Linked DNA regions of Mus musculus: region 2 is linked to region 1. A link is a loop called in an ENCODE intact Hi-C map of the cell type or tissue named here. Cell type or tissue: left cerebral cortex. All regions are shown on one strand. Links, peaks and the distances in the headings refer to the core of each region. The heading gives the core; the rest is flanking DNA. Region 1 overlaps Gm34722 (a long non-coding RNA gene). Region 2 has its middle 7.9 kb from the start of Gm13790.

What was found. A loop is a pair of places that touch in the nucleus more often than their neighbours do. Peaks named below come from ENCODE experiments on the same cell type or tissue, not always from the same donor. Only the 100,000 strongest peaks of a DNase experiment are listed, where the experiment ranks them.
Region 2: a loop joins it to region 1, with 1.9 times the contacts of the local background. A loop is called at or near these places in 3 of 42 quality-filtered maps.

What each region holds. Positions count from the first base shown.
Region 1 is chr5:114,470,049-114,479,391 of GRCm38, reverse strand. Gm34722 (a long non-coding RNA gene) reads left to right here. Exons shown (of 2, transcript XR_387590.2): 2 at 173-402. Among named protein-coding and RNA genes, the nearest start is that of Gm34722, 5.5 kb to the left of the region's middle. In left cerebral cortex, for the core only: no CTCF peak of the experiment used is centred there; a DNase peak (open chromatin) is centred at 3,965.
Region 2 is chr5:114,538,736-114,548,078 of GRCm38, reverse strand. No RefSeq gene overlaps it. Among named protein-coding and RNA genes, the nearest start is that of Gm13790, 7.9 kb to the left of the region's middle. In left cerebral cortex, for the core only: a CTCF peak has its summit at 4,271 (motif pointing left); a DNase peak (open chromatin) is centred at 2,753.

The DNA of each region.
Region 1 (9,343 bases), core at 566-8,565:
AAGAAGTTATTGTTCCTCTTAGCTTCTGAGTTCTGTGCTAGGTGCCTGAGCTGTTGACCTTCCTCTTTGGGGACATGCAAGCTTTCCAGGCCACTGGCACCAGAGCACTGATGCTGACATTCAGATGTTCCCTGACATCACTGATGCTACTGATGTCATACTTGCACTTCAGCTAACCTGTGGAAAGGGTTCCTGTTCTGACATTCAAATGTCTGCTGACAGCGAAGGCTCCAGGATGCGCACACTGTAGAACACGGCCAGCTCCTTCTATCACGCCCACAGCCTGGGGAACCTGTGGTCCCTGTGCGATCTCCAGGGTGAGTCATGAGCCACACCCCCCATCACGATCCCCTCTATCACAGGGAGAAATGATGTCTCAATAACAACCTAAGGTCACTTGCACACAAGACTCTGCATTCAGATGTCTGTCTTGTAAAACCTCAGAGCCATGAAATCTGTAGCTGTGACCCCCCCCCCATGACTTCTCTGCCTCCTCCCCACCCCCGCCATATTTTCTACACAGACCTTGACATTGGAAGGAGTAGGGACAGAATCTTAGGAGAAAGCACAACTTGGGGGTGGGGCCCTGGGCACGCTCTATGGGGCCTGTCACCAGGCTTCCTCTCTCCTAGGGTACTTCCAGCTAAGGCTGGGCTGTGCAATGGTTAGTTAGCAGCTGGGCATTGGTGCCATCCTAAGCAGTTGTCCAGGCAATGGCTCCACCAGCCACTGCCTGAGCCTCACCCCTCTGGATTTTTTTTTTTTCTTTTCTTCTTTTGAAACAGAAGAAGGAAATCCCTGCAAGTTGAACAATCATTGTGTTGGATTTGGGAGATGTTATTCCTCGTGACAGACAAGGGCAATTACCTGCGCTCCGCCAGCAGTTTTAACCTAATTTCATTACTGCTGTGCGAGCTTCCCGGAGCAGCGAGTCTATCAATGTCTCGCAGAACGGATTAGCGGCCACTTTCTTCATCTTCAAATGAATTTTGGCTGTCATGCCCTTGATGAATAGAGCAGGGACAGGCAGCTGACCCGGGCCTGGTAGTGTGACCATGGGGTGGCCAGCAGGCGCCCTCCGACTCTGTTGGTAGAGCAAGGTTGGGTGGAGAGATGAGGGGCAGAGACTCATGAAGTCTGCCTTCCTAGATCCCTCTGTGCCCTCCCCATGACCTGGATGGAGGGATGCTTGTTCACTGTGGCCTTGCTCACAGGAGTATAATACAGGAACAACTCAGGGAGGGCGGCTCCCTGGGCTGAGAATAGAGGAGAGGACTCTTTCTCTGCTGGAAACAGCTGATGATGGACACCCAAAATCCCATCCTGCAAAACCTCATAGCTAAAGCTTCAAGATCTTGAGAAACCTCCCAGGCCCAGGGTCCAGCTCTATCTTGCGGCTCCTGCATCCTTCCAGCCCAAAGATGCTCAGATTATTTTTCGGTTGGACATATGGCTCTCAGGTTCCTCGAACCTTGGTCCTCCAGGTACGGCGAGGACCCAATGACTACCAGATGAATGGATGGCGTGCAAGAGGGTCTAAGGAAGGATGAGAAAGGCAGAGCCAGCACTTTGCAGAGACCTGTCCTGCTTAGCACTTCTCTGGGGTGGCCTGGTTTGATCTCAGAGCCAGAGTAGTTACTCTCCCTGGGACTGGAGCAAGCAAGCTAGGAGTTAGCCCTGGTGTGCCTGTTTGCAGAGATCCAAGTATCAGCAACACAGGGTGAGGCCTACGCTTGCTTAGGACCTCTGATGTCCACTCAGAAGTCTGACCCACAAAATAACTCAGCTCTTGCCAAGAGGGGTCATGGTAGTTTGCTTACCTTAAGTTTTGTTTTTTTGAGACAGGGCCTCACTATGTAGACCAGGCTAGTCTCGAACTCATGGCCCTCTCACCTCAGTGGCAGAGTAGTGGGGCTACACACCTGTGCCCCTTGCAATCCCAGCCTGTGCTAGGTTTCTTCTTACCACCACCAGGCTGTTCTCTTCTAGTCAGCTCTGTGCCTCCCAGAAAGCTGACTCCCTGCCCACTGGATCCAAGCAGGTTGTCTGATGGGAAGCTGGGGGGTAGGAGGAATTCTGGGGATTCCTGTCCCACTTTGCCACCACATTCAGGGGCTCAGTGCAGTGTCCCTGGTGGTAGCTGTGTCCTTTGGAATCACAGATCACCTACCCTGTGGCACTCCTACCCTGATGGCTGTAGATCCTTCTAGCTTTGGTGACTCCATTTTTTGCCCCATTAGACCTGGTTTTAGCCTCTTCCATCATGGTGATACCAGAGTACCCTACATGCCCAAGGAGCCTGCTCTCTTGTCAGAACATCAAGGAACAGAAGGACAAAGAGACTTATCATTTAAAGCCAGTTTGAGCTACGCAGTTAGATCCCTGTCTTCCAACCAGAACGTACCAACTCACAGAGCCCCTCTTGGCAGGAATTCGGGTTTCTCTGAGTGAGGCTTGTGACTAGGATCTGAAGGGTCCTAAGAGTCTTCGATGTAGCATACCCATTTTATATGAGAGGAGACTGAGGCAAGGGACAGTGCTCAAGGCTACCTGGAAGTCAGGCAAAGCTAGGAGTCTCAGACAGAGGCTCAGAACTCTGGATAGAGCCACCACCTCCCCCATTTTCCAATTCAGCTTATTTTTTCTGTCCCCCACCCCTGCCTGCCTCGAGTACTCTCCCGAGTTATTGATCGCAAAAGGCAACCTCGAGTCAATATGGTGCCCTTTGCTAATTAATCTCTTCCAGATAATTGCAGGAAATTATTGGTTGGTGTGAAGAGAGGGTAGAGAGGCAGCTGTGTCTCCTAACCTGCCCAGAGCAGCTTCAGGACTCCATCCTTCCCACCCCATCTGCCTCTTACCTCTCCCTCACCCTGTCTGGAATCCTTAGCCCAGAACACCTACCAACTGAGCTCTTGGGGCACCCGTCTGAATGTGGTGGCAAGCACTGAAGCAAATTGTGGAATCAAATCCCAATCTTGGCAATGTCTAGCTGTGGGCTGCTAGTGTCTCTGGACCTTGGGTGAAACACAATATAGAATTTGTAATCCCTTCATCACGGGCTGCCCCACAAACAAAGGAAGCAGCTTTGTTTGGTTGGTTGGTTTTTGGTTTTGGTGTTTGTTTGGGTGTTTGTTTGTTTGTTTGTTTTCCAAGACAGGGTTTCTTTGTGTAGAGCCCTGGCTGTCCTGGAACTCACTCTGTAGACCATACTGATCTCAAACCCAGAGATCCGCCTGCCTCTGTCTCCCAAGTACCACTGTTCCAGCCAAAGCGGGTATTTTAAGAGCCATGTTTTACCACTGCTCTGCCTGACAGGAGCAACCTCGGTGGAAGGCGACACCAGACCAGCAGCACTAACTAAACCCCGGGTGCATTTGGGATGCCCGATCAATGCTTTGGTGATCCCATTTTATGGAAAGGGAAACCTAGGTCCTGCTCACAATTGCACAGAACGAAGCAGAGCCTGCATCCTGAGTCAGTGACTGAGACACCAATCCCTGCTCCACACTGTCACCAAGGCCAGTGTGGTGTCACCTGGAGCTAGCTTTCCACCCTGCTCATTTCAGAGTGGATGCCAGGGTGTCACTTCCCCTCACCCCTAAACTCTTGCTCATCAGGATCTGGACTCAAGGTACACACTCATTCATCACAACTGGGTGTGTCCTTGTGAAGTTTCCTGTCCCAGATGAGGGTGGGGGGGGGTCTTCATCCCAGGTATCATTTAACCCATAAGCACTCTGGGCGCTCTCTACCTGCTCGAACAGACCTCGAAGACGTTAATGAACTAAATAGCAAATTACTTTTTTATTCAAGAATGAAATTTCATCATATTCATAATTCATATTTTATTTCAGACATCTGCTGCTGATTACATTACATTTAACTAAAATTAGATGGCGCTCAGAATGCAATTAAGGCTCTGCCAAATTCTTCGGCCCACCAATGCCGGCGGAGCACAGCGGGGGCCGCCAGGAACCTAATATGTAATTAGGAGCTATTTTCTAGCTGTTTTTAAAGTCTGAAAATTAGCTGCCTTTATTAATCACACAGACAAATATAAAGTGGATCCGACGCTCGCTGAAATTTCTAAAAGGGATTTTTTGTTTAATTATACACCGTGGAGCGCCGGGACTCGTTTCGCATGTTGATTTGTTGTGCGTTGACATTTTGACAACTCGTTCTCAATTTGTCTGTCGTAGTTAGGCAACAACAAAGCCGACGGTAACACTTTAACTTTCAAAACCTTCAGTGTGCCAGGGAGAGGAAGAACGGCGTTCCTCGTTTCTCCTCGCTGCGTGGCCAGGACTCAGGCTCTCGAGAGCCGCGGGGGTCAGGGGCACAGGGAGGAGGGAGGGGCAGTGGCAGGGGCATCCCATGGTGACCCTGGGCCAGGAGTCCGAGGCTGGGGTAGTAGTTTCTCCTTTCTTCCCATCCCAGGGTTTGATTTCCTCATCTGCACAGCAGAAGGGTTTGGAGTCTGAGCTCTGTAAGGAACTTTCTAGAGGCTCAAGAGTTTTCTCCGCGTGCGGGGTGGCCTCTTGACCCCACGATAGGGAGTTCTGATTTTCCCCGCTGTAGAGAATGTAGAGCTGGGGCTCAGGCAGTGGCCACGGAGAAGTGCAAGCCCTCAGCACCCGACCCTGCTGGGCAGCCCTGGGCCAGCCACTGCTCTGGGCCTCTGTTACATGGTTGCACAGTTGGGGCACCTCGCAGGGGCAACGGCCCTGCTGGGACAGGGAAACGTACCCAGCTGTGGTCCCACCATGGACTCAGCCTCAGTTCCAGAGAGACCCCCAAACTCACCTCATGCCTGAAGAGGCCACCGTGCATTGTGTTTTACTACCGGCAATTTCCACTGGGCCCTCAACATAGAGTGACCAGCGAGGTGCCGGGCTCCATCCTGCTTAGCACACCGGATGGCGTTTCTTCGAGTGTGTGTGCCTGGTTCACCCCTCCACTGACCCTATAGGACAGACTTAAGTAGCAGACCTACTCCACAGACCAGGAATGTTGCTACAGGCTGAGTTCAAACCCAGATGTTGCAGCTTCTCTGGTCACATGACCAAGGTGCCGGACCTTTCTGAGCTTCTGTTTCTCCACCACAAAGGTACTGATAGTGGTAGTACCAGCCTTCTAGGGCACGGGTGACCTAGGATGGCCTAGATTTGGTCTCAGCCATTGGAGGCACTGGTTGTTCCCATTTAGTAGACGGGTATGTTGAGGCACCAAAGGGGTGCCCCCTGGGTGGGTCTGACGTAATGGCCTATATTCTTACTCTGTGACCTTGCCTCCCACATGCCACCTGGGAGGGCTGCAGAAGGGCTTGAAAGTTTGTGGGGTCCAGGCCTCTCCAGGGCACTCTCCACCCCTGCCTTTTGTCCTACTTTGCTCTTGGCAAACGGGATGCCCCATAGGAGTCTTCTGCTGCCCCTGACCCCAGGGCAGGGGCACTGGCACCACCTGTTTTCAAGGCAGCTCTGTCCCCTCCTCCCGCTTCAGCCTTCCCGAGGAAAATGCCAAGGGAAAGGAAAAGATTTGGGGGGAAACAATGAAACTGCCAATAAAATCTGGGACGTGCGGGGAGCTAGGCGTGACAGGACACTGACAGCTGAGCTCTGCTAGGAAGGAAGGTGGCAGGCACGTGCTGACATCAGCATGCTTCTCCCCGCGCATCGCGCCGGGAGACCTGCTTTGCCCTAGGGCCTTGTGGGCTTCGGCTTCTGCTGTGGGTAGAACGGGCTGAAGTCTGGGGAGAGAGGCCTGCACTCGGAATCTCTCCAATGGCGACTCTTCCCTGACATGTATGGGGACCTTTCTTCTAGAAGGGACTGTGTCCCTACAAAAGGACTGAGCCGCTCTGGGTCCTGGATCCTATGGTGTGTCCTTATTAAGAGATTCAAGCCGGGAAGTGGTGGTGCTCACCTTTAATCCCAGCACTTGGGACTCAGAGGCAGGCGGATTTCTGAGTTCGAGGCCAGCCTGGTCTACAGAGTGAGTTCCAGGACAGCCAGGTTTGATGAGGTTTGGGGTGTGCTCTAACCCACTGGCGTCCCGAGGAAAGGCCTGAGGTTCAGCACAGGGATGCTGAGGCACGCTGTTGCTGCTGCCCAGGAGAGACTACATGACCCAGGGGCCATGACTACTGCTAGAAGCTAACAGAAAGGAAGGGAACCTCTGGCTTCGGGAGGGAGGGTGGGCGTCCAGCCTCTAGACTTCGAGATGTTCTGCCTGGTGACCCTTTTCTAAAAACACCCTTTTGGGGGGTTGTTTGCCAAACTGCCCTGGCAGGAGAATAGTAAAAGCCGATAAACCCGCTCTCCAGACAGGGCAGGCAGTCTGAGCCTCAGAGCTGAGAAGCCCCTTTAGCAGCTGTGACACCCCGCCCCCTATGTGTACCCACGCGTGTCCCTTCCAGTGCTTGTGGCTTTAATCCCACTGCCCTGGGAAGCCACCTCACCTCCTCCTCCCATTCCACATTGCACCAGACACCTGAGGCTGTGACTCCTTCACCCACAGAGGCTCCATGCGGAATACAGGACTGCTCTGGGCGGCCTGCACGGGGCTGGGGGATGAGGGCCAGAGCTCGGCTGCTCACATGCTCTTCTTCACCCAGGAGCTGGTAGCTCAACTGGGAGAGCATCTGCCTGGCATGCATGAAACTGTGGGTTTGATCCCCCGCATCTCATAAACAGGGCATGCTCGTGAGTGTGTATAATCCCAGAATCTGGAAGGCGGAGGCAAGAGGGTCCAGGAGTTTAAGGTCATCATTAGCTACACAGTGAGCTTGAAGCTAGCCTGGGCTACTTATCCTGAGTCCGTTCTGAGCTGAGGTGGTCGGGGGCTGCAGGACAGAGATTTCTCTGGGCTCCCAGAGCCTGGGCTTGAGCCCCATTAGTGGCTGGCCAGCAGCTTTGTCCCTCTGACCCTCACGGTGAATTGCAGTGGTTACTAATGGCGAGGATCTGTACCATCTCTTCCCACGATCTCAGTGTCTTGTCCCCTCCTCAAATTTGAGAGGCATGCACATACCCTGTGACATGCTGTTTCTACCTGACGTTATCATTGGATTCCTGTCGCTCTTTACATATGTATCATCCTCCCAACTGGATGATAATCTCCTTTACTGCCGGGGTTTCAATTACTGTGATAAAACATCATGACCAAAGCAACCTGGGGAGGAAAGGGTTAATTCAGCTTACACATCTACATCACTGTTCATCACTGAAGGAAGTCAGAACAGGGACTTAAATTAAGCAGGGTGGGAGCCTGGAGGCAGGACCTGATGTAGAGGCCATGGAGGGGTGCTGCTTACTGGCTTGCTCCCCTTGGCTTGCTGAGCCTGCTTCCTTATAGAACCCAGGACCACCAGCCCAGGGATGGCCCCGCCCACAAGGGGATGGCACCACTCCATCAATCACCAATTCATTAGCTGTCCTACAGTCTAGCTTTATGGAGCCATTTTCTGAATTGAGCTTCCCTCTTTCCGGATAAGTCTAACTTGTGTCAAGTTAACAAGGAGCCAGCCAGCAGCACAACTGGTCCCTTGTCAGACAAACACATCGCTGTTAAACCATAACCTTGCCTTTCCTGTTCTTCCCCAAGATCACACATGAATATCAATTTTAAAAGTCCTCCAGCCTTACCAATTCCAACACTTTAAAAGTGTGTGGAAAAAGTCCAAAGTTTCTCAACTGGATTTTACAGGGCTCCTATAAAAATGAAAAGAGCCGGGCATGGTGGCACATGCCTTTAATCCCAGCACTTGGGAGGCAGAGGCAGGTGGATTTCTGAGTTCGAGGCCAGCCTGGTCTACAGAGCAAGTTCCAGGACAGCCAAGGGCTACACAGAGAACAGAGAAACCCTGTTTCAAAAAACCAAAAAAAAAAAAAAAAAAAAAGAAAAAGAAAAAAAAGAAAAAAAGAAAATGCTAAATACTTTCTTCCTTCAAGAGAGAAGAAGCACGACACAGTGACAATCTAAACAAAGCAAAACCGAACTCCAATAGTGTAAATACCTCAATGCCCGATATCTGGGATTCATTCACCACCTCTGGGCTCCTCCAAAGGACTCGGGTCACTTCTCCAGCTCTGCCCTCTGCAGCACAGACAGCCTCTCTTGTCGCCTCTGGCTGGCTCCACTCCGTTATGACTACAGTTCTTGGTGGTCATCCCAATGGTATTGGCATCTCCAAAATGCTGAGGTCTTTCCTGCAACTGGGCTGCACCTTCACCAACAGCCTCTCCTGGGCTCTCTTCTAGGACCCCAGCCCTGCCACTCAGGGCCAAGCCTCAGCGGCTCTCTTTGATCCCGGCATGCCTTCAAAACCAGGACCACCTGGTGACTCTTACAGTACCAAGGCCAGTGTAAGGTACAGCCCTGTCCATCTCTGGAATACAGCTTTTGTATGCTGACCTTCAAGAAACTTTTCAGAATATTTCACCCCAGTGATGCTGGTCTCTTGTTGATCACAGCTAGTTTCTTAGCTCCAGTTGACCAGCATCGAGTGTCCCAGCAACTCGAAGGTTATACTTTATTGGTGCTGGTCTCTTGTTAATCGCAGCTAATTCTTCAGCCCCAGCTGACCAGAACCACAAATTCTCAGTTCAAAATAGCAAATGGGCCTCAATAGCCTTTGCTTCCCTCTGAAACCTCACAGGCCAGGCCTGCATTGTCTGCACTGCTCATCTTCCAGGCTCCCCCAGAGCAGCTCACCGAGCTCTCAACACTCAACGGCTTTTCTAACCCCAAATCCCAAAGTTCTTACACAATCTCCCCCCAAAACAAGGTCAGGTCTGTCATCAATTTACCTTTGTCAGGGCTACTATTGCTATGACAAACACCATGACCAAAACGACTTGGGAGGGACAAAGTTTATTTGGCTTACACTTCCACACTGTAGTCCATTATTGAAGGAAGTCAAACCAGGAAGTCAAACAGGACAGGAACCTGGAGGAGGGAGCTGATGCAGAGGCCATGGAGGGGTGATGCTTACTAGCTTGCTCTCCATGGCTTGCTCAGCTTGCTTTCTTATAGAACCCAGGACCACCTGCCCTGGGCTGGCCCCACCCACAATGGGCTGACCCCACCCACAGTGGGCAGGGGCTGACCCATCAATCACTAACAGGCTTGCTTACAACCTGATCTTATGGAGGCATTTTCTCAATTGGTGTTCTCTCTTATCAGATATCTCTAGCTTGTGTCAAATTGATGTAAAATTAGCCAGCGCAGTGCCACATCCAGGGGGTCTTAAGGGCTCAATACCTTCTGTCAGGCCGATATGAAGCCCTGATGTGAAGCGATCCAGGAACTGCTGCTGAGGTAGAAACCACAGGTTAGAGAC
Region 2 (9,343 bases), core at 460-8,459, 69 kb before region 1:
GCTGTCCTTGGAACTCACTTTGTAGACCAGGCTGGCCCCAAACTCAGAAATCCGCCTGCCTCTGCCTCCCAAGTGCTGGGATTAAAGGCGAGCGCTACCACGCCCTGCTTGGGCAAGTGTTTCTACTTACACCTGACCCTTGAGGTTTTGAGAAATGCTGTGCGTTTGTAGCTCAGAATGCACTGACCTTGCCGTCCTTCTGCCCCCACCTCCTGAGTTCATCCTTCTCTCCCCCCACCCCCCACCTTGGGATCACAGGTGTGTGTAGCCTTGGCCAAAGCTGATATTATAAACACTCACCTTGAAATCACTTGTAACTGTGAGTAGCCGCTCATAACTCATCCTTGGTGCAATCTCACTTCATGTTGCTGTTAGGCACGATCTTCTCTTTGGTTTAGTTTTCACGAATCCCAGGCTAACGTCAAGGCAAGGACGGAAGATGAGCAGCTTTGTGTGGCCCATCAGGTACGCAGGCTCTGGGTCCTGGTGTGGACGCTGGGAACTAAACTCAGGTCTTTTTAAAGAACAGTGTGCGTTCTTAACCACTGAGCCACCCCTCCAGACCCCTCTGTGGGGCTTTTGTTTCCTGGAGGCAGCCCAAAGCTTACTGACTAGACTTGACCACATCCTCCATGCACCAGAGGCGGAACTGGGTCTGGAACCAGTAACAAGACTGGGCTGGACTGGGAGGCTGGGAGTGGCAGCACTGGGTAGGATTCTCCCATCAGTCCCTTCGGCTTCTGGAGTCACAGAACCTCTTTAAGCCATATGACAGGCCATGAGTACCTGTCTTCCAAATGCATCTACTCGCCCAATTCTCTGTTGTATTTTAGGGGTTTGAGGCCACAGCAAACCTACGAGGAGACCCCCAAAGAGCTGTTTTCAAAGCATTATGTTCCACCCTTGCTGGGTTGGGAGAGAGAACACCAGGGCACTGGGTGCTGCTGCAGGGCTGGGGTGGGGGTAGAAGGGAGTTTTTGTTCTGACCCTGAGGAACCCGAGGCTTCTAGAAGCTCATGGTCCTTGTCCAAGGTCACAAAGCTCAGTGGACAGAGCAAGGGTGTGTGAGTGTGTTTGTGTCTGTGTGTTTATATATGTGTGTATGTGTGTGACCCTGTGTATATATCTGTGTGTATGTATGTCTCTGTGTGCATATCTATGTATGTGTCTATGTGCTACGTATATTTGCATGTGTGTGTCTCTGTGTGTATGTGCTATGTGTGTTTGTATGTGTGTGTTTCTGTGTGTGCTTTTGTGTTTGTGTATGTGTGTCCTGTGTATGTGTGTTTGTGTGCTCTGTGTGTGTTTTTATGTGTCCCTGTGTGAATATATATATCTGTGTGTATCTATGTATGTCTGTGTGTATATCTGTGTGTGTCTGTGTATTTTTGTCTGTGTATGTGTATATATATGTATATATATTATATATGAATATAATATATATATATATGTATGTGTTCCTGTGTGTATATCTGTGTGTGTCTGTGTGTGTTCTGTATGTGTTTGTGTGTGTGTCTGTATATGTTCAGGCAGTGCTGAGGATGGAGCCTGGGGCCTCGGCAGGCTAGGTGAGTGTGCTATGATTAGGCTACATCTCAGTCCAGGGGTTTGAGCCTTGATGGTCTAATCTCCAGGTCTGCTCTGTGGATTAGGGGTTTGAGCCTTGATTGTCTAATCTCCAGGTCTGCTCTGTGGATTTGGCTGAGGCCTCTCACTGATGGGCAGCGGTCCTGCTTGTGACTTTCTATGACAAACAGTCCAAAGACTAGCCAGACTAGTCCTATCATATGCCAGGGAATAAGACCAGTGTCCAGCTCTGCCCAGCCTGCCCAGCCTGCCCCCCAAAGCTGAATGGCCCTTGTTTACTGCTTCTGCCAGCAAATGTTACCCCTGAGTATGGGTTACCCCTTGGTCCTCAGATCAAGTCAGATCCCATTCCAGACAGACCTGCTACCAGCCCCACAGGCAATGCATGCAGCCTTAGCATTCACTGACAGAACACTGTGTAAGGGTGTGTGCGTGTGCAAGCACACATCCAGGGTACAGGATGTCATTGATAAGCCATGACCAGGTGTGGTGGATCATGTCTGTGATCTCACCACTCCAGAGGCTGAGGCAAGAAGGATTCAAAATTGATACTATTCTAAGTTCCACAGTGAGACTTTTTTCAAGAAACCACGATGTTTCACAGGCTCATTCTGTGTCATCTAGTGTCTAGGGTGAGCCGGGGAATGCATCCCTGTTGGGATTTATCACTAGGAAACCCATACTTCTTAAAAACTTGTGATTTCATTCTTTTCAATGTTGCTTTTAGCGTCTAGGAGAACTAATGTGTGTGGTTTTTGTTTGTTTTTGCTATGGCTACCAGGAAGCTTCGGGTCAGTTTAGACTTAATCGTTGTTGACTTTAACCCACATTTCCTAGTATAATCCTCTTCCTCATAGACTACCCTAGGGGAACTCAAATTCTTTTTTAAAATGCCTCTTAAATTATTTATAAGGGATTGCTGACCTTGCAGGAGTTTGAGAATTGGAGCCTTTTTTGGGTGCAGATTCTCACCTCTCTCTGGCAGCACAGGCCTCTCCCCACCCCACTCGCTCTCTCTGATGAGAGCGGGGCCCTTCTCTGCTCCCAACGGCATTTATTCTTAGACCTTGTATTGTATTTCTAATTTTAATGGTATAATTTTAACTAGGCAGAGATTTTTTTTTCTCTTTAATGTCAACTACTTCAAATCATCTTTTGGAAGCAATCCAGGCAGCTACATAAAACAACCCCGATCTTTGGATGTACACACACCCTCTCAAACGCATGCGCACACGTATGCTGGCACATCTGGTCTGAAGGCTTGGTGCTTCTGGGATCCTGGCGTGTCCATTTTCTACGCCCTCCTAGCTCTCGTGTGCTGGGGCCTGAGAACTTGGATAGTTTCCCTTGGAGCTGCCAGACCTCAGCAAAGGGAGCCAGCAGAGGTTATAGGCTGAGAACTTGGCCATTGTGGGGGAATCCAAGCTTCCAATCCAGAAGTAACTCTCTCTCTCTCTCCCTCTCTCTCTCTCTCTCTTTCCCCCTCTCTCCCTTCCCCTCCCTCCCTCCCTCCCTCCCTCCCTCCCTCCCTCCCTCCCTCCAGAATTTGACATCTCCGATTGTCAGCTGCCTTCTTTGAGTGGTGATGAGAAATATTAATACCTACCTTCTAGGTTGTTGAAAGACAGAAGGGTATGCCAAATTGTTAACCTGCGGGCACGGCAGAGTCAGCTGACCCTGCCCTCACTATCCTCAGCAGAGAAGAACCTCAGGCCCTGGTTCTGGGAGCTCACAGGTAACTGAGGGGTGAGATAGTTTTAGTACTAGTAAAGGGAATACTCAAAGCCAAGAGCCAACTTCTGCCAATGCGTACGTCCACCCACCTACCCAACCCTTCTCTCCTAATTTGCTTTCTGGTGCTCAGATAAACACTGTGACCAAAAGCAAATTGGGCAAGAAAGGGTTTTTGCCATACATTTCCACTTCACAATGCATCACTGAGTGACGTCAGGGCAGGAATCTGTAGGCAGGAACTGAAGCAGAGGCCATGGAGGGATGCTGCTTGCTGGCTCGCTCTCCAGCCTTCCTCAGCTGTTTTCTTTTGCCACTTGCCTGGGTCATCGGGATGGTTCAACCCACAGCGGGGCTGGGTCCTGGGGAATGGCACCACCCATAGTGGGCTGGGTCTTCACATGTTACTCCTCCCTGCCACAGGCCAGTCTGGTGGAGGCCTTTCCTCAGTGATGGTTCCCTCTCCCCAGGTGACTCTAGTTTGTGTCCTTAAGACAAAAGCTAATCAGCACACCTCATTATCAACCCACCCACCTATCAAACCTTCAATCTGTCCATCCACCTATGGACTCATCCGTTCACACCCGTCATTAATCACAAAACCTATGTATTCATCTATCTATGTAACATCTACTCGCCCACCTTCCCTCTTTCCTACCTTCTTTTCCTTACTTCACACCTTCTCAGTAACCCAGTGCAGGCCAACATCCCCCCACCCCTCTCAGAAACTTCCTGAAACCCCAGGTATACAGCAAATAAAATAGGCGCACGGGTCGCTTAGTCCTGGTAAGAAGTAAAGAAGTTGATCCAAGATGCTAGAGAGATGGTTCTGTGGTTAAGAGCACTGGCTGCTGTTCCAGAACGAGTTGAATTCCCAGCATCCACATGGAGGCACACAACCATCGGTAACTCCACTTCCGGGGACTCTAATGCCCTCTTCTGGCCTCTGACAGAAATGCATGTTTATACTACAGACAGACAAGCAACAAAACAGCCATACACATAAAGTAATAGAATGAAGAGAAAAAGAAGAAATTGATTCTAAATCAGTTTGGCATGTGTATAATTTTATCATGTAAGAAAAAACAAACTCACAGGCTGACATGCACCTGTTTCTATATAAAGAATGAATTCTTGGAGCTGGAAAGATGGCTCAGGAGTCAAGAGCACTCACTGCTCTTCCAGAGGGCCCAGGTTCGATTCCCAACACCCATATGGCAGCTCACAACTGTCTGTGACTCCAAGATCTGACACTCTCACACAGACATGTAGGCAAAACACCAAGGCACATAAAATAAAATAAAATAAAATAAGAATTATATCTATGTGTATAAAAAGAACGAGTTCTTGGCTGAGTATTTGAACTGCAGCATATAGTACATTTCCAAAGTTTTGAGAGCTGAATGATATTTGAGTTATAGATATCAATGCTTACCATGCTAAATACACAGCCCAAGTTGGCAGCCATTTCAGAATCTGTTGGAAAATTCCATCTTAATCCCAAGGCAAAATTCGTTTAGCATTGGTTGTTGTTTTTGTTGTTTGTTTGTTTGTTTGTTGTTTTAAATCTATCCAGCCTTCCTAATGCTGCGACCCTTTAATGCAGTTCCTCAAGTTGTGGTGACCCCAGCTATAAAATTACTTTTGTTTTTGTTTGTTTGTTTTTTGTTTTTTCGAGACAGGGTTTCTCTGTGTAGCCCTGGCTATCCTGGAACTCACTATGTAGACCAGGCTGGCCTCGAACTCAGAAATCCACCTGCCTCTATCTCCCAAGTGCTGGGATTAGTGTGCCACCACGCCTGGCATAAAATTACTTTTGTTGCTACTCTATAATCGCAGTTTTGTTACCTTTGTGAATCGTAATGTAAACACCTGTGTTTTCCAATGGTTTTAAGTGACCTCCAATGAAAGGCTTATTTGCCCAAGTGGGCCGTGACCCACAGGTCGAGAATCATTGTTTCAAAGACTCAACAATGCAAATAGCAATTAAAAAAATATTTCAGAGAGGCATTCAGAACTGAAGAGGTGGCTCCGTGGTTAAGAACTATGACTGCTCTTCCAGAGGACCCAGGTTCGATTCCCAGCACTCACATGGCGACTCACAACTGTCTATAACTTCAGTCAGAGGATCTAATGCTGCCCTCTTCTGGCTTCTGTAAGCACCAGGCGCACACATGGTACACACATCTATGTGAGCAAACCCCACACATGTGAAATAAAAGAATTAAAAACTTAAAGAAGAAATCTTAGGCATTCTAACACAATACAATCCAAGAATATTAACTTGACACATTCTGAGGTCTAGTGGTAGAAAAATATTAAAATTCTTTATTTACCGTAATTAAACCACAAGTTTTTTTTTTTTTTTTTAAACAAAGAGCAAACTGTGCAGCAAAAACCACTGTAGTTGGTCAAGTCCACAAAGCTGAGCCTAGGGCCGTCAGGCAGTGTTCACTGGCATTGTGTGAGGTGAGAGCATGCGCAGTTTAAGCGCATGCGCGGTTCTAAGAGCGGCTGCAGTTGAGACCCGACTTGCAACATCTGCAAGCACAGTGGGAACCCACTAAGCTCTGTTACATATTTGACTTTGAGTTAACTTTTGGACCCTGCTCTCAGAAACCTTTCTGTTGCCAGAATTTTCACACCCCTCTCATTCGGTACAGGGCCATAAACCAAAACTTAAGACTTTGGGAGTTGTTAGGGGCAGAGGGGAGGTTAAATGGAGTCTTTGTTATTCAGAACACCTGGGTCCAGTTAGGTGAAATGCATCCCTGAATGACTTCCTAGTGTCTGCCATCCATCCTCCCTTCTGGATCAGGGTTGTAGGAACAGCCCCGCGGGGAGGGCTGTCTCCCAGGTCCTCTGGATGGCTCACTACTCAGAGGATCAGCATATAAAGAGACCTGATAAGTCCTGCAGCTGGGATCTCTGTTCTTGTGCTGCGACCTCGGATGACTTTGCCTCCAGAAACTATTTTAAGAGGATTGCCTGTTAAAACTCCGTGGAATGAGATTGCCTCAGAGCAGATTTGGGGGTGGGGGTGTATGCTGATCAGCTGAGGGAGAAAGCAGCACGTGTCATTCACAGGCACAGAAGAGAATAGAGGGGAGGTCTAAAACATTGACTGCGGGCACGCGCTGGCACATAGACAGCATGCTGTAAGTACAGGCGATGCTCTCCTTGGTGGAGTGATGTTCTCTGGACACCCTTCCCTGAGGAAGGAGCGGGGCAGAGTAGGCCTGTCTGTAAGTCTATACAGGTGGTCTCCCACTGAAGGGCACAAAATGAAAGAGACAGAGAGACTTCATACAGAGAAGCCCAAGCTAGGAACATACCCCGAGCTTCACGGTGAAAGTTCTTAATCAATGAGAGACGGGGTCCCTGGGCCCTTCGGGGAGAGCATATAACCTCCGTGGTCCTCCTTCGTGACATAACTGGAAGAAGCCACCTCACAGCGCCCTACTGAGTGCTACCCTCTCTGGCTAGAGCCCCACACGATCCATGTGGCCACCAACACAAAGAAACTTGCAGCTGGGGAGAATTGTACGAATCTGAGGGCCTGAGCTCAGATCTGCATGTCACACCCATATAGAAAGCCAGTCACCGCAGCCCTCACATAGAATCCCAGAACAGGGAGATGGACACAGGAGGAGACTTAGGGGTCACCTCCTGTGAGCCTAGTCAATTGGTGAGCAATGGGTTCACTGAGACCCCCTGCCTCAGAAACCAGGGCAGAGAATCATGAAGGAAGATACCCAATGTCGACCTCTGGCCTCTACGGGCACACACATGTGCACATGCAGGCACATGCATGTCCACATGCAGGCAGTCACATGCCTCAAAACAAAACCAAGGAACTTGCCAGAAACTGCCTCAATTAAGGAGACACTAAGGAAAAATGTCTATAAAGTCAGATACAGGAAAGGGACCATAGAACTGACAAGTTTCACTTAGGGGTGTGAAGATGTTGGCCCTTCCATTGTGATAGGCTGTTCATAAGATGCTTATGGGAGGGGAAGTGGTATAGGGGTGTAGGGGACCCATCTGTTCTACCTGCATGATTTTTCTGTAAATATGACCCTGGTCATTATTTTGGAGCTGGCATGGGGCATACCTCTGCAACCCCTACCATTTGGGAGGTTGAGGCTCAAATTCAAGTCAGCCTGAGTTACACAGGAAAAACCAAACAGACACGAATGGAAAATAAATACATTAGACTTTAAAAAAAAAAGTCAAAAAGCTTAGAAAACACAGAGGACGGGTTTTAGAGGGATTGTGGCAAGTTGCCATGTCCAGGAATAACTGGGAGGGAAGAGGGGCTGGGTCCCACCTGCGCTAGCTATGTGGTGACCATGGCCTCCGGTCTGCGAGGGTCACACTCCTCATGTAAAAAGTTGGGGGCATAAAAATCCCTGCTCGTATTGGTCTTGATAAAGTAAGGCAGAGTATGTAAAGCACCAGGCACTGTCTGGGATGGTCCCTGTCACTGGATTATTTTGGCAGAGCAAAGAGAAGATCTTGGAAGGCGTCAGAGAGGAGAGATCCAGGCAGCAAGCCTTGGAGAATGGAGGGATTTGGATGGGGATATGAGTCAGGACCAGCTTCCTCCAAAGCAGGACAACTTATCCCTCCTGTTCCCTCAATTCCTCCAAGGTGGCCTGGAGGGCTGGGGAGGGGACAGGAGATGGAGATCTCAAGGTCAAGTCTCTGGCTTCCCACCTAGCCTTGGCCTTGGCTGTCTGTCTGTCTGCCAGGGTCTCTGAGCTAAATCGCAGATAATCCCTCCCGATCAGCACCTGTGTCCATAAGCAAATCAACTGGCAGGTGGTGGCCTGGATCAACTATGACCTGCTCAGCGGGACATTTGCTTACCAGTCAGAGACAGTGCATCCTGCCACTGGCGCTGGCGCTTGGCTTCAGGAGGCCTGCCCCACGCTGCAGTAATCAGTCTGCCCCCACAGGGCAGGTGGGAGGGTGGGCAAAGCCAGATGTGGGGACCCCCCCACACACACACTCCCCACCTGCTGGGCGGGGAGTTGCAGACAGGTAAAGTTTCTGGCTCTACCACAGACTCCTGTGCAGCCTGAGGCAAGCTCTGGACCTTGATTCTCAACCCTCTTAAAAGTGACTAGTGGGCTTATGGCAAAGAATCATGGAAGAAATTGGGTGGAAACATATAGTGTTTCTATAATCCCAGTTGTTACAATAGCAATAGATCCAGTGGTAACTTTCTGGTGGTCAGTCCCTGTGGGAATTATAATCCTGGATACAGTATCTATTGGCAGACAACTGGTCAACCTCATTCCAGAAAAGTACAGGCAGGGGTAGTGTCTGACCTTGGCTTGAATCCGCCCCAAGCACTTGGCCCACCACCTTCTGTATCTGAGCCACAGTACAGCCCAGTGAAGAGAGCCATTTCTGGTGTAGTTACAAGGCTTAACAAGATGACATTGTCCTGTGGCAACCTGAGAAAGTGTTGACCTTCCCGCATGGAAAGCAGGCTGAGCCAGGTCGGCATTTCGGGCTTCCTAACTTTCTGATCAGCACTTTGTGGGTGGGGAACGATAGAAAAACTGGGAGGTCAGGGTGAGTGTGGGGGTTTGTGAGCCCATGTGTGTCTGACAGGGGTGGGGTGTGTTGAGGGCCTCTGTGTGTGGCATCCTGGCTCCCCCTCCCACTCCCCCCTCCCAAGTTGCTCCTATAAGCTGGACTCAGAAGACCCCCCCCTGGGAAGTGCTCCAGCCAGGGCTGTTGGGACTTCCTGATGAAGACAGAGCCGTTTGCTAATGCCATGTGGCTGCTGAGACAGTCTGTTAATGCCATTTACAACGCTCTGTAATTATGTCTCACACATGCTGGTGGGGCCCAGCCAGCAGGAACATTCCCTGGGAGGGGCCGAGGACAGATTCCTTCAGCAGAGAAGGGGGCTGGGTTCCCCTCAGGAGTCTGGGGACTGGAATGGGGCTAGAAGCTGGTATAAAAGAGAACGAAATCCCCCTTTTAATGAACTCCAAGACAGGGCATC